2 separate regions of the Homo sapiens genome follow, and region 2 is linked to region 1. The links are chromatin contacts, found by Hi-C or POLR2A ChIA-PET in ENCODE. All regions are on one chromosome and are shown on one strand. The core of a region is the stretch at or near the end of the contact, and the rest is flanking DNA. Distances in the headings are between cores, read along the strand shown. Region 1 holds the start of SPECC1 (sperm antigen with calponin homology and coiled-coil domains 1). Region 2 has its middle 6.4 kb from the start of ALDH3A1.

Region 1 (5,845 bases), core at 1,518-4,017:
TCCAGCTACAAAACATCTTTTTAAAAATATAAAAAAATACAAAAATAACTCTGAAATCAATAGAAGACACATGGTGAAACCAAAATTCTAGAATACAGGGAGAATAAAGGCATTTTCAGATATTACAAAAACAGAAAATTGATCATTGCTGAAGTAATTTCTAAAGAATGTACTTGAGGGAGAAGAAAAATGTTCCAAAGAAAAGTATCTGTGATACAAGAAGGAATGGAAAGTGAAGAAATGGTAAACAGGTAGATAAAGCTAATAAATGTTGACCTAGAAAATAACAAAAACAATAGCAATAATGTCTCGTTGGAAGGGTTGAAGTAAAAATACAATTAAGGCCAAATGTGAGGTAAGTGGAATGAAAGAATTAGAAGTCCTTGCCTTGTTCACAGGACTGATTAAATAAATGAGCCAGGTTTTCCATTCAAACAGTTAAAACTTGAACAAAATAAACTCAAATTAAGTAGAAAGATAAAAAACAGAAATTAATGTCATAGAAAAATAAAAAATCAATAGAATTAATCAATAAATCCTGGTTAATAAAAGCTGGTTCTTTGAAAGGATTAATAAAATAATCATTAAGCAAGTCTGATCAAAAAAAAAGAGAAAAGGTACCAAAAAAAGTACTGTATCAGAAAGAGAACATACAGATACATACAGATATGTAAGAGTCTGTTTTCTTACACCAGAATACTATATACAACATTATGCTAGCATATATTAAATTTCAATAATGTTAATGATTTTCTAGGAAAACAGAAAATATTAAATTTACTTTGAAGAAACAGAAAAACTGAGAAAAATAAATGATCATGAAAAAAATGAAAAGGTAATTAAATACTGATATTAACTGCCTAAACAACACCAGCAGCAGCCCAGGCAGTCTGCAGTCAAGTTCTGCCAAACTTGAGGGAACAGATAATTCTTCTATTCCAGAGCATAGAAAATGATGGAAAGTTTCCCAATTTAATCAGAGAGGACAGCCTGATCCTTGTTATGAACACAGATAAAAATGGGGTAAACTATATGCCAAACTCAGATACCAAAACCCTAAATAAGATGCTAGCTTATTGATGTGAACAATCCAAAAGTGCATTTTAAATTAGCCCAGGGTTTTAGAGAAAGAAAATCTAGCAATGTGACCACCACTTATGTTAACAATTTTAAGACGAAAATCTACATGATCATATCAATGCATGCTACACAAAAGCATTTGGGCAAAAAACCCAACACCCACCCTTGACTTTTTAAACTCTTAGTAATTAGGCATAAACAGAAATGTACTTAATGTGATAGAATACACTCGGTGAAGATACAGAGGGAATGCTCCCTAAAACCAAGCCCAAGACAAAGATTCCTATTTAACCTCAATAGTCAACACTGCAGCGAGAGTAATCTATGGAAGACAAGGAAAAAAGTAAAAACATGAGAGACATCTGTTGTTTAACAGACAATAAGATCACCTACTTGGAAGAGGCAAACGAATCAAGCGAAAAACTATTAAAACTGAGACAGGCTTTAGTATGGAGGCTCAGCTTCAGCTGTAGTTTGGGCTACCAAATTCAACTCGCTTGCTTGGAGAGTTAATCCTGCAAAGCTAATTTCTGTTGAGGTATTAGGATTGACAAGCCTGTGCTCCTCCCTCCTCCCCCATCTTCAACACTGAAATAACACGGTGTTTGGAACTGGATAACAGAATCTTCCAAAAACAAAAATTGTCCTGAAGGGCTGACTTGTGCCCTTACTCAAAAAACACTTTATCTGCTGCCTGCAGCTCCTACAGTTGCTGGTGGATAAGCCTGCCAACCAGCTCGGCGTAATTCTTCCTGCAGAGGGCAAGGAAGAGCACTTTCACAGGAAAATTTTTTTCCGAACTGTATGCCGCTTATTACATAAACTTACGTGCTGGCAAATGGAGCTCCAGCAAAATAAGATATTCAGAGTCAAACTTCCTTAGGAAAAAAAAAAAAAAAAAGCAAGCACATAACACTAATTTCCTTGCATGGGCACTGGGGAAGGAGGTCGTTACTTCCGCACGCCCGCAGGTCCGCACCACCGGGAAACCCACGGGCACCGCGCGCTGCCCCCGGGCCTTCCAGGTGCACTGCGCCGCGGCGCCCCAGCTGACCCGGGATGCGCAGCCCTAGCCCTTCCCCTGTCACCCCGGCCAGGAAGGGGCGGGAGCGCGGCGGACGCCGAGGGCGAAGGGCTTCTCGGTCCTCTGCACCACGCAGCACCCCCAAGGCACAACAGGGAGGGTGCGGGAGGCTCCCGAGACCCAGGAGCCGGGGCCGGGCGTGCCCGCGCACCTGTCCCACTGCGGCGAGGGCTGGGGTCGCCTCCAGGGCCGCAGCTGTCGGGAGCCACCTGGCTCTCAGTCCCGGGTCCCTGCGACAACCCTCGGGCCCGGAGGGGAGGAGGCGGCCACCTGCCGCTGCCACCTGCGGCACCGGTCCCACCGCTCCGGGCCGGGCAGGACAGGCCAGGACGTCCCTCCTGGGCTGGGGACAGGACACGCGACGAGGGGACCGGGGCCCCCGCGGCGAAGACGCAGCACGCCTTCCCAGAAAGGCAGTCCCGTGCCCCCACGACGGACTGCCGGACCCCCGCGCTCGCCCGCCCATCCCTTCAGACCACGCGGCTGAGGCGCAAAGAGCCGGCCGGCGGGCGGGCTGGCGGCGCGGCTAGTACTCACCGGCCCCGCTGGCTCAGCGCCGCCGCAACCCCCAGCGGCCACGGCTCCGGGCGCTCACTGATGCTCAGGAGAGGGACCCGCGCTCCGCCGGCGCCTCCAGCCATCGCCGCCAGGGGGCGAGCGCGAGCCGCGCGGGGCTCGCTGGGAGATGTAGTACCCGGACCGCCGCCTGCGCCGTCCTCCTTCAGCCGGCGGCCGGGGGCCCCCTCTCTCCCAGCTCTCAGTGTCTCATCTCCCTATCTGCTCATCCTCTGGTCGCACATAATCGATGTTTGGGCGTCCCAAGCCAGATGTGGACCCCATTTCCGCACTCTACACTGGAGGTTTTCTAAGGGTGGTGCCCGGACCAGCAGCTTCAGCCTCATCTGGGAACTTGAGAAAATGCAGATTCTCCGTCCCACCCAGCCTATTCGGTTTTTCCTGCACTAAAACCATGAAGGTGGGGCCCAGCAGTCCACATTCTCGCAAGCCCGTCAAGTGATTCTGAGGCGCCCTCCAGTTTGAGAGCTATGCTCACGGCCTCACCTCCGCCCCGCAAGGAGCCCGGTCTTGCCTGTGGCGCTAGCCGCACACGGACACCTCATCCTGCGGGGCCCGCCCCCCCGCTGCACCCTCACCGCCCAACGCCTCCTCCGGGATGCAGCGGAGGCGCCTGGAAGTCGGCAAGGTCAACATCCCCCTCAGCATCTTCCCTACCCTCACGGCTCCTCCTCCAGGGGTGCCTCATGGCCAGGGGTTAGAAAGAGCCACTGTGTTTCTTGACATGGAAGTGGCCTAAGACCTTAATGAAAACTGCAGGAGTGGAATGACAGAACCTTTGGTCATACTTGAGGGCGTGAAGCTCAAATGAGGAGGAAGGAAAGGATCCAGGGAGAATAACCAACCCTGGCAAGTTGTGGCGCCCAGGTAGAGGGGCGAGCCTAGGCTAGCGGTTCTCGACCAGGGCCGGTGTTGCCCCTCCTCGCCGCCCCGCGTACATTTGGGGAGGTCTGGAGACATTTTTGGTTGTCATGATGCGGGAGTTGCTACTGTTGCCTAAGTGGGTAGACACGAGGGTGCTCCTCAACATCCTACCTGAAGGACAGGACTGCCCCACAAGGAAGAATGATCCGGCCCCAAATAAGAAACCCTGGGCTGGTCAGCAACAACCCCTTTGTTCTGAGAAGAGAGGAGGAAAGAATAAAAGAAGTGGGGTGAAGTTTTGGTTTGGTAGAGGAAACTTGAAGACATTTTCACTGGAAAGGAAGAGAGGAAGAGGAGGGAGATGTCTGTAAGGACGAGCAAACCGGGTGACAGCTGATTTCCTCATATTGAAGTAATGAGTCCTAGTTATAATAAATTCCTAATAAAAACCCAGTTTATCCCTGCAATAAACTTGTCTTTTTTTTTTAAATATACTGCTTGATTCTGTTTGCTAATATTTTATTTACAGGCTTTGCATTGATATGCAAAAATGAGATGGGCAATAATTTTCTTTTTGAATGTCTAATGTTGTTTGGTTTCAGAATCAATGTTATGCTCACATCATAAAAAATTTGGAACCGAGGCAGGAGGAGTGCTTGAGGCCAGAAGTTCGAGACCAGTCTAGGAAACACAGTGAGACCCCCCCATCTCTACAAAAAAAAAAAAAGAAAAAAAAATGGGCATGTTTGCTTTTTCCTTTTACTCTGAACAATTTAAGGAGCATTAAAATTATCTATTCTTTGAGGTTTGATCATTTCCCAGTTAAAAATGTTCCTCCCAGCCTGATGCTTTCTTTGGGGAGGGTAAATCTTTTAAGGCTAGAAAAGTTTCTTCTGTGGCAATTTTATTATTTACATTTTAAAAATTATTCTAGAGTTAATTTTGATAAAGCATGTATTTCTTAAAACAAATTATCCTTTTTTTCCAGATGTTCAAGTGTATTTGCATAAAGTTGAGGAAAGTAGTCTTTTGTGAATCTTTTAACTTCTCCCAAATATCTTATTTTGTGTATTTTTGCTTCTTTATTTTGTTAACTTTTAAAAGTGTATTTTTTTTTCAAAGAATCAGCTCTTAGGTTTATGTTTTTGGTTATACTGGAGCTTTTTTCTTCTTCTTTTTAAAATATTTTTTCTCCTTTATTTTTTAGACGTATTTTGATCTAACGTAATCGGAAGAAGGTAAATTAGAATCTTTTGTTACTATTGTGTTTTTATTTCTCCTTATTTCTCTGAAGTCCTGCTTTATAAATAGTACCATGTTATTTGTGCATAAATATTCATTTGTCTTATATTCTTGGGAATTTTCCCACTTCATCATAAAATGACCTTCCTTGTCTCATTTAATGTGTTCAAACTTTGCCCTGAATTTAACTTTGTCTGATATTTTACCATCCTGCTGAATTTTGTTTGTTACCCCAAACAACCTTTGCTGTTTTCGTCTTTTCTGAACCCTTTATTTTAGGTAATCCCTTGAATTAGAGCACTAAGTTTTGCTTTGTGATTAAATCTGAAAATCTTTATCTTGCCATAGATGAGTTGAGCCCTATTCATGTGACAGCTATATTATGCTGTTTCATAGCCCTTTTGGTCCTTTTTTCACTCTTGCATTGCATATTTTGTGTTTATTGTGTTTTGTGTTTCTTCTGATAATTTGGAAGGTTTGTATTTTTATTCAGGGAGTTGCCTTATAATCATACTCCGCAATACACATCGTCCTCAGTTTCTTCAGACTGTCTGTTAACTCCCTATTCTGAATAAAAATGACATTGTAATTTCCCTCTTTTTTCTTTACCCCTTTTCTTCTCCTCACCTAATGTAAATGATTTTATCCTTCTTTAGTATTTGCTTTTTTAATTAACTACATTTATAAATATCTTTATCACTTGATTTTTAAATCAGCTTTGAATGAGATATTTGGATTCCTAGATATAAAAGATGTTAATTATACCATTTCCACGTTAGTAGGTTTATAAAATCATACATTCTGCTGTGTAACCATAATCCCACGTTTGTTTTAGTTCCACTCCTACAGTTAAAAGATTCAGAAGTATTATTAACAGTTATTTTGCCATAGTTTTTTCCCCAACCCATTTTGTGGTAAGTTATGATCCTGCTTTAGTTTCTTAAGAATAATTTATAGAGCAGAGTGTGGTGGCTCACGTTTGTAATCCCAGCACTTTGG
Region 2 (5,602 bases), core at 2,454-4,953, 260 kb after region 1:
ATTCCAGAGGGAAAGGGAGACCCAGGGTGGGCGGGGTAATGAGGCCTTCCTTGTCCCCTTCCTCAGGGCCACAGGCCCAATCCAGGCTGGGCAGAAGCGCATTCACTAGGGTCAGCTTAATAAATTCTCCTGGACCTGGCGTTTTGATATGGGACACCAGCCAGGAAGGGATGGGAGCTGTTGGGGTGTCCTAGGGATGGATAATAAAGGTTGGACAAGGGACAGTGGGAGGCAGTAATTGGGAAAAAAGTCATTTTGTATTCATACCTCACTTGGGCCAAATAATAGTGTAAAACTAAAAGTACAGGAGGGCTCTGTACTTTTAGTTTTAAGTGGGGGGCAAAAACCTTGGGGCACAGAGGTGGGGAGGGGGAGGGGTGCCCATCCCAAATGCTACAGCCAAGGCCTGGGGTGGCAGTGGAGCGGAGGTGAGTCTGAAGCTCGTGTCCTGGCAAAGGAGGGCAGCCCAGAGTGGGAAACAGTGGGTAGAGAAATGCGCCTGTGATTACGGAGCAGAGACGGGAGGACCCATCGACACAGCGGAAAGGTAGGAAGAACTCACAGACAAGCCAGGGGAAGTGGAAGGAACAGCACTGGAGGCAAGAGGAAATAACCGGAGGAAGTAAACCGCTCCATACAGGGGGAAATTGAGAGGATAACCCCAAGTATTTCAGCCATTACACAAAGAGAGGCTGTCAGGATATTGTCTGAAAACAAGCCCTAGCTCTGCAGGATTGACGGGATGCATGCGGAACAGCAAGGTCGAGAAGGGCTGGGGGCGGTCCGTGTGTGGACAGATAAGACACAGACGTGGCGTGCCAGCAGTGTGAGCCACAGACAGGCGGACTTTCAGCTTAGAACATGTGATGATGAAAAGCAAATCTTATAAAGGAAAAAAGTCATAGACCCATATGGACTAAGCAAAATGATGGTTAAATACACAAAGCCAAAATTACTAGAATTGTAAGGAGAGCTTGATCCAAATACAGTTACAGTGGGCGATGTCAATACACAGCTCTCAGGCCAGTCAATAAAAAGGAATGATATAAAAGAATAACCAATACATTTGATTTAATAGGTGGAGATTCTTTTTTTTTCATGTGTGTAAAGTATAGTTGTTAAAACAGCAGAAACAGAGTAAAGAGGCCGTGGCTCCTCTGGGGCAGTGGCAGAGCAGGCCCCTGCATACTTACTTAGACCTGGGGAGGAAGGGCTCTATGCTCCAGCAGGTCTAGGGCTGGCAGGCAGGGAGGTGGGTTCTCACGTGTTGGCCCTCATGGCAAAGAATGGAGATCTGGTGGGGCTGATGGTGGGCTGGAGAAAGCCTGATCAAGATGTAGCTGTGGCCTCAGCCCCCTCCTCCAAGTCCCACACTGCAGGTAATCAGCAAAGAGAGCCCTGGCCCAGCACAGGACACGCCCCAGGTGGCGTTTTCACATGAGGCGGTCAAAGCACATGGCCAGCTCGTTGTCATCCAGCGCATTGCACATGGTGTGGTTGCGGTGCTCCAGCAGGAGGGCCAGGTAGAGGAACAGCATAAATGGGTTCCCCCAACCAGACTCCTGGGGTGGGGGCAGCCCCATTGGTGGTGTGGGTGGCAGGGACTTTCCAGGGTCTTTCTGGGAGCCTACCTCTCGCACCAAGGGGGAGCCGACAGCATGTCAGCAGTGGCAGACGCCTCCTGGGTGGATGGTGGAGATAAGGAAGATGGGGAACCAGGATGGGAAAAGGAGGAGAGCAGTGGGTCTGGGGAGTTTGGCAAAGGCTTGGAGAGGGACTTGGAGCTAATAAGGGTGGTTGGGTGGGGCAGCTGGACCAGAGGGTCCCTCCCGAAGCCCATGTTATCCCTGAGTTGCTGGAGGCCATCCAGGACGGCTTGTCTCAGGTGACACCCCCTGCTACCAGGCCCCTGGCTGGCTGTGGCCAGGTGGTCAATGGCATCTTCAAAGGTACTACCTCCTCCACTGGCAGGCCTTAGCATGTGCCTGTCACACGGGCTGCCCCCTGTGGCCACCAAAACCAGTGTCTGCCACTTAGCTGGGGGATCCAACCAGTTCTCCCTCATGTTCAGGAGGATCAGGGGACAGCGAACTTCAGGTGACCTCACACATGTAGAGGGCATCTTTGAAGGCGAACTCTCGCTTGAGCTCCAGCAGCAAATTCAGAGGAAAAGCAAACACTTTCACTCCTGTGTTATAATAGGAAAACAAAAATAAAGGACCTATATAGTTTAAGCACCAAAAGAAACTAGGAATTGATAGAAACGGAAATCAATGAGCTGGGAAACCAACACGCATCCCATTCATACTTCTTTTAGAGTGGATGAGCGACCCCACGCATGGACTGGTCTCTGCAAGCACTGATGAGACAGACCTGGGCACATCGTGATTTGCAGTTTCCCTGGGAAGGGGAATGGGGATAGCAGACACGTTCAAGACTAGGAATGAGAATAGAATTTGGAGAAAACCGTATTCCACACTCTGGCAATATGTTTGCAAACCTGGGGGGAAGGACTCCCCAGGATATGAGTCTCCTCAAGGGGATGCCAGGTCAGATTCTCGGGTGAAACCTGGCTCGATCACTCACTAGCTGTGTGACCTTATGCAAATCACTTAGCCTCTGTGTTCTTCAGTTCCTCATCTCTCATGGAAATAATGATAGTTTCTGCCTCTTGGGTGCTTGTGAGGACTAAAGGAGTTCATACATGGAAGTGCTCAGACCTGGCACATAGCAAAGGGTCAGGAAGGGGTGGAGTTGTTATTAAACGATGCTGGCACACAGGTTGTGCATCTGCAAAAAAAAAATACAACGTGTGGGCTGGGCGCGGTGGCTCACGCCTGTAATCCCAACGCTTTGGGAGGCCGAGGCAGATGGATCACAAGGTCAGGAGTTCAAGATTGGCCTGGCCAAGATGGTGAAACCCCATCTCAACTAAAAATACAAAAATTGGCCGGGCGTGGTGGCAGGTGCTTGTAGTCCCAGCTACTCAGGAGGCTGAGGCACAGAATTGCTTGAATCCGGGAGGCAGAGGTTGCAGTGAGCCGAGATCGTGCCACTGCACTCCAGCCTGGGTGACAGAGTGAGACTCTGTCTCAAAAAAAAAAAAAAAGGAAGAAAGAAAGAAAAAGAAAAAGAAAATCAATGTGCATTTCCATTTGCATTTGTAAAATCAACTCTTGATGGATTCAAAGTGAATAATAAAACAATAAAAATCTTAGCAGAAAATTAGGAATTAATCCTGGGGCAAGGAGTACCCTCCTAATCTAAACTAAAACAGGAGAGTTCTATTTAGCTTTATAAAAACTTTTATATAACAAAATATACCATAAATAAAGTCCGTGGATAAATGATAGATTCAGGAAAATACTAGTGATGCAGATGGCTGTAATATACAAAGAGCTCCTAGACACTGACAAGGAAAACACAAACCCTTCCAAGAAATGGGCAAATGCCAATGGCCATTGCACAGTGAGGAATGCACCAGCCACTAGGCGGCAGGGAAACGGCAGAGTGCCACACACTGCCAGGCCAGCTGGAACTACAACAGCCCCTTAGGGCCACCTTGGTGGATAGTCACCGGCAACACCTGTGAAGACTGACAAAGCCAGCATCCCTGGGATCTAACACGCAGAAATACACACGCCAAGACATGCAAAGCGGCCCATGGAGCATTGATCCAAAGTGGAAGGCAAAGTGGTCTCCCATCCACGGGGAACATTGTGGTTGCTTGCACATTCTACATGCTTACCACTGCTTTCACACGGCCATGAGGAGGAATGGACTCCAGCTCCCGGCCGCCCCGGAGGGAGTGGGGTCAGAAGATGCAGAAGAGGGTGCATGATGAGGCTCTGCTTTTAAAATGCTGACAGCTTCCAGTGTGTCATGTACATTTTTGTGTATGTCAAATAAGCACTGAGAAAAACTTAGGGAAAATATTGTGGATTACAGATGAGACACTCATATTGAGAAAGGGGCAAACCAAGTACGTACAAAAGAAAAAGTCTGAGCTAAACAATGTGTATTATGTTTGTAAAATTACATTTGTGTGATTATTGTGAAGAAACAAAACTTAAATTTTCTTTGCATTTTTCGAGTAAACATTATATTTCATGTGTGATGAGGGTGCATTCCGTGTCCGTTAAGATCCAGGACGGGGCTTCCCAGACCCCAAGAGACTGGCAGTACCAACCCAAGCGTGCCCTGGCATGTCCTCCTGGCATGCCCGCTGTGTCCCTTCCAGGATGGCCGGGGTGTGGGCTGGTCTGCAGAGGCTCTGCAGCTGGGGCTGCAGCCAGGCGGTGACTCAGGCAGGTTCCGCCTGGGCTAGGAGGGCCGGGCATTCCTGCTGTGAGGCTGCCCGTGCCTAACTCACCATGACTTGCACTTTGCTGCCATCCTGCCTGGCAGGCTGACTTAGCCAGGATGGCCCTAGTACCCACTTCCCCTCCAGCCAGCACTCATGCCTTCTGCCCCGCTAAGATGCCCTTTGTCCTGACTCGGCAGAGGCTTCCTGGGAGCCAGGGCCTGGGCCTGGGAGCCACAGCTTCCTGGGAGCAGGAAAGTCCAAGGGAGATGGGGTGAGGACTGGGGCCTCTGCAGCATCTTAGGGGAGGCTCCCCCTTGCTCGCACTCACCTCCGCTGGCTGCAAACCTGCAGCTTCTCTGACCCAAGGCACTATGACTGGCAGCAGATAAAGAGATGAAGAAGCCCCAGAAGTCCTTTCCTACAAGTCCCCAGAAGGTGTGGACACAGTGGGGAAATTGCCCCGGGCACAGCCAGTTCTGCTGACTTCATGCCTCTCCAAAGAGGGGCTTTGTAACAGTAACAGAGGGCTTTGTAACAGACTGACTGCTCTTGGCTGGGCACGGTGACTGGATTACAGCTCTCTGTGGCCTTCAACTCCTGGGCTCAAGCGATCCTCCCACCTCAGCTTCCCCGAGTAGCTGGGACTGCAGGTGCGTGCCACCACGCCCAGCAGATTTTTACATTTTTTGTAGAGATAGGGTCTTGCTTGGTCACCCAGGCTGGTCTCAAACTCCTGACCTCAGGTGATCTGCCCGCCTCTTCCTCCCAAAGTGCTGGGATTACAGGTGTGAGTCACCGTGCCTGGCTGAACACTAAGTCGTATTATTTCTACCTAAATATGTGTTTGTACGCACTAAGCAAGCTCTCTTTATTCCCCCACCTCCCCACCCTTCCCAGCCCTGGTAACCACCGATCTATTCTCTATCTTCATGAGATCCACTTGTTTGGCTCCCACACATGAGGGAGAACATGTGGCATTTGTCTTCCTGAGTCATAACACTTTTAACCAACGGGGAGGTCCCTGAGACCCACTGCCTAATTTTCTCCTTTCTACTCTCTCTTTTTTTTTTGAGACAGGGTCTACCTGGTCACTCTGTCCCCCAGGCTGGAGTGCACTGGCATGATTACAGCTCACTGAAGCCTCGACCTCCTGGGCTCAAGTGATCCTCCCGCTCAGCCTCTCAAGTAGCTGGGTGCATGCCACCACGCCCAGCTAATTTTTTTTTTTTTTTTTTTTTGAGATGGAGTCTCGCTCTGCCCTCATCCAAGTTGGAGTGCAGTGGCGCAATCTTGGCT

What was found. A loop is a pair of places that touch in the nucleus more often than their neighbours do. ChIA-PET counts read pairs that join two places held with the same protein, here RNA polymerase II (POLR2A). Pooled maps may share reads with other maps.
Region 2: a pooled map shows a loop between it and region 1 (3-fold over the local background). The contact joins the enhancer-like site here to the promoter of SPECC1 in region 1. A Hi-C loop is called at or near these places in 1 of 50 pooled maps. POLR2A ChIA-PET finds 5 or more read pairs at or near these places in 2 of 52 experiments (T-cell and WTC11).

What each region holds. Positions count from the first base shown.
Region 1 is chr17:20,006,281-20,012,125 of GRCh38, reverse strand. SPECC1 (sperm antigen with calponin homology and coiled-coil domains 1) reads right to left here and starts at 2,767. Exons shown (of 15, transcript NM_001243439.2): 1 at 2,702-2,767. SPECC1-DT (SPECC1 divergent transcript) reads left to right here and starts at 2,866. Exons shown (of 1, transcript NR_186461.1): 1 at 2,866-4,071. RefSeq lists silencers at 2,096-2,275, 2,296-2,965 and an enhancer at 3,398-3,965.
Region 2 is chr17:19,751,937-19,757,538 of GRCh38, reverse strand. It overlaps the pseudogene LOC441784. Among named protein-coding and RNA genes, the nearest start is that of ALDH3A1, 6.4 kb to the right of the region's middle. RefSeq lists enhancers at 1,469-1,708, 4,226-4,756, 3,609-4,808 and a silencer at 2,509-2,648. Within about 2 kb of position 3,703, at least 23 of the 41 ENCODE cell types and tissues checked have a DNase peak (open chromatin) inside an H3K27ac peak, as active enhancers do.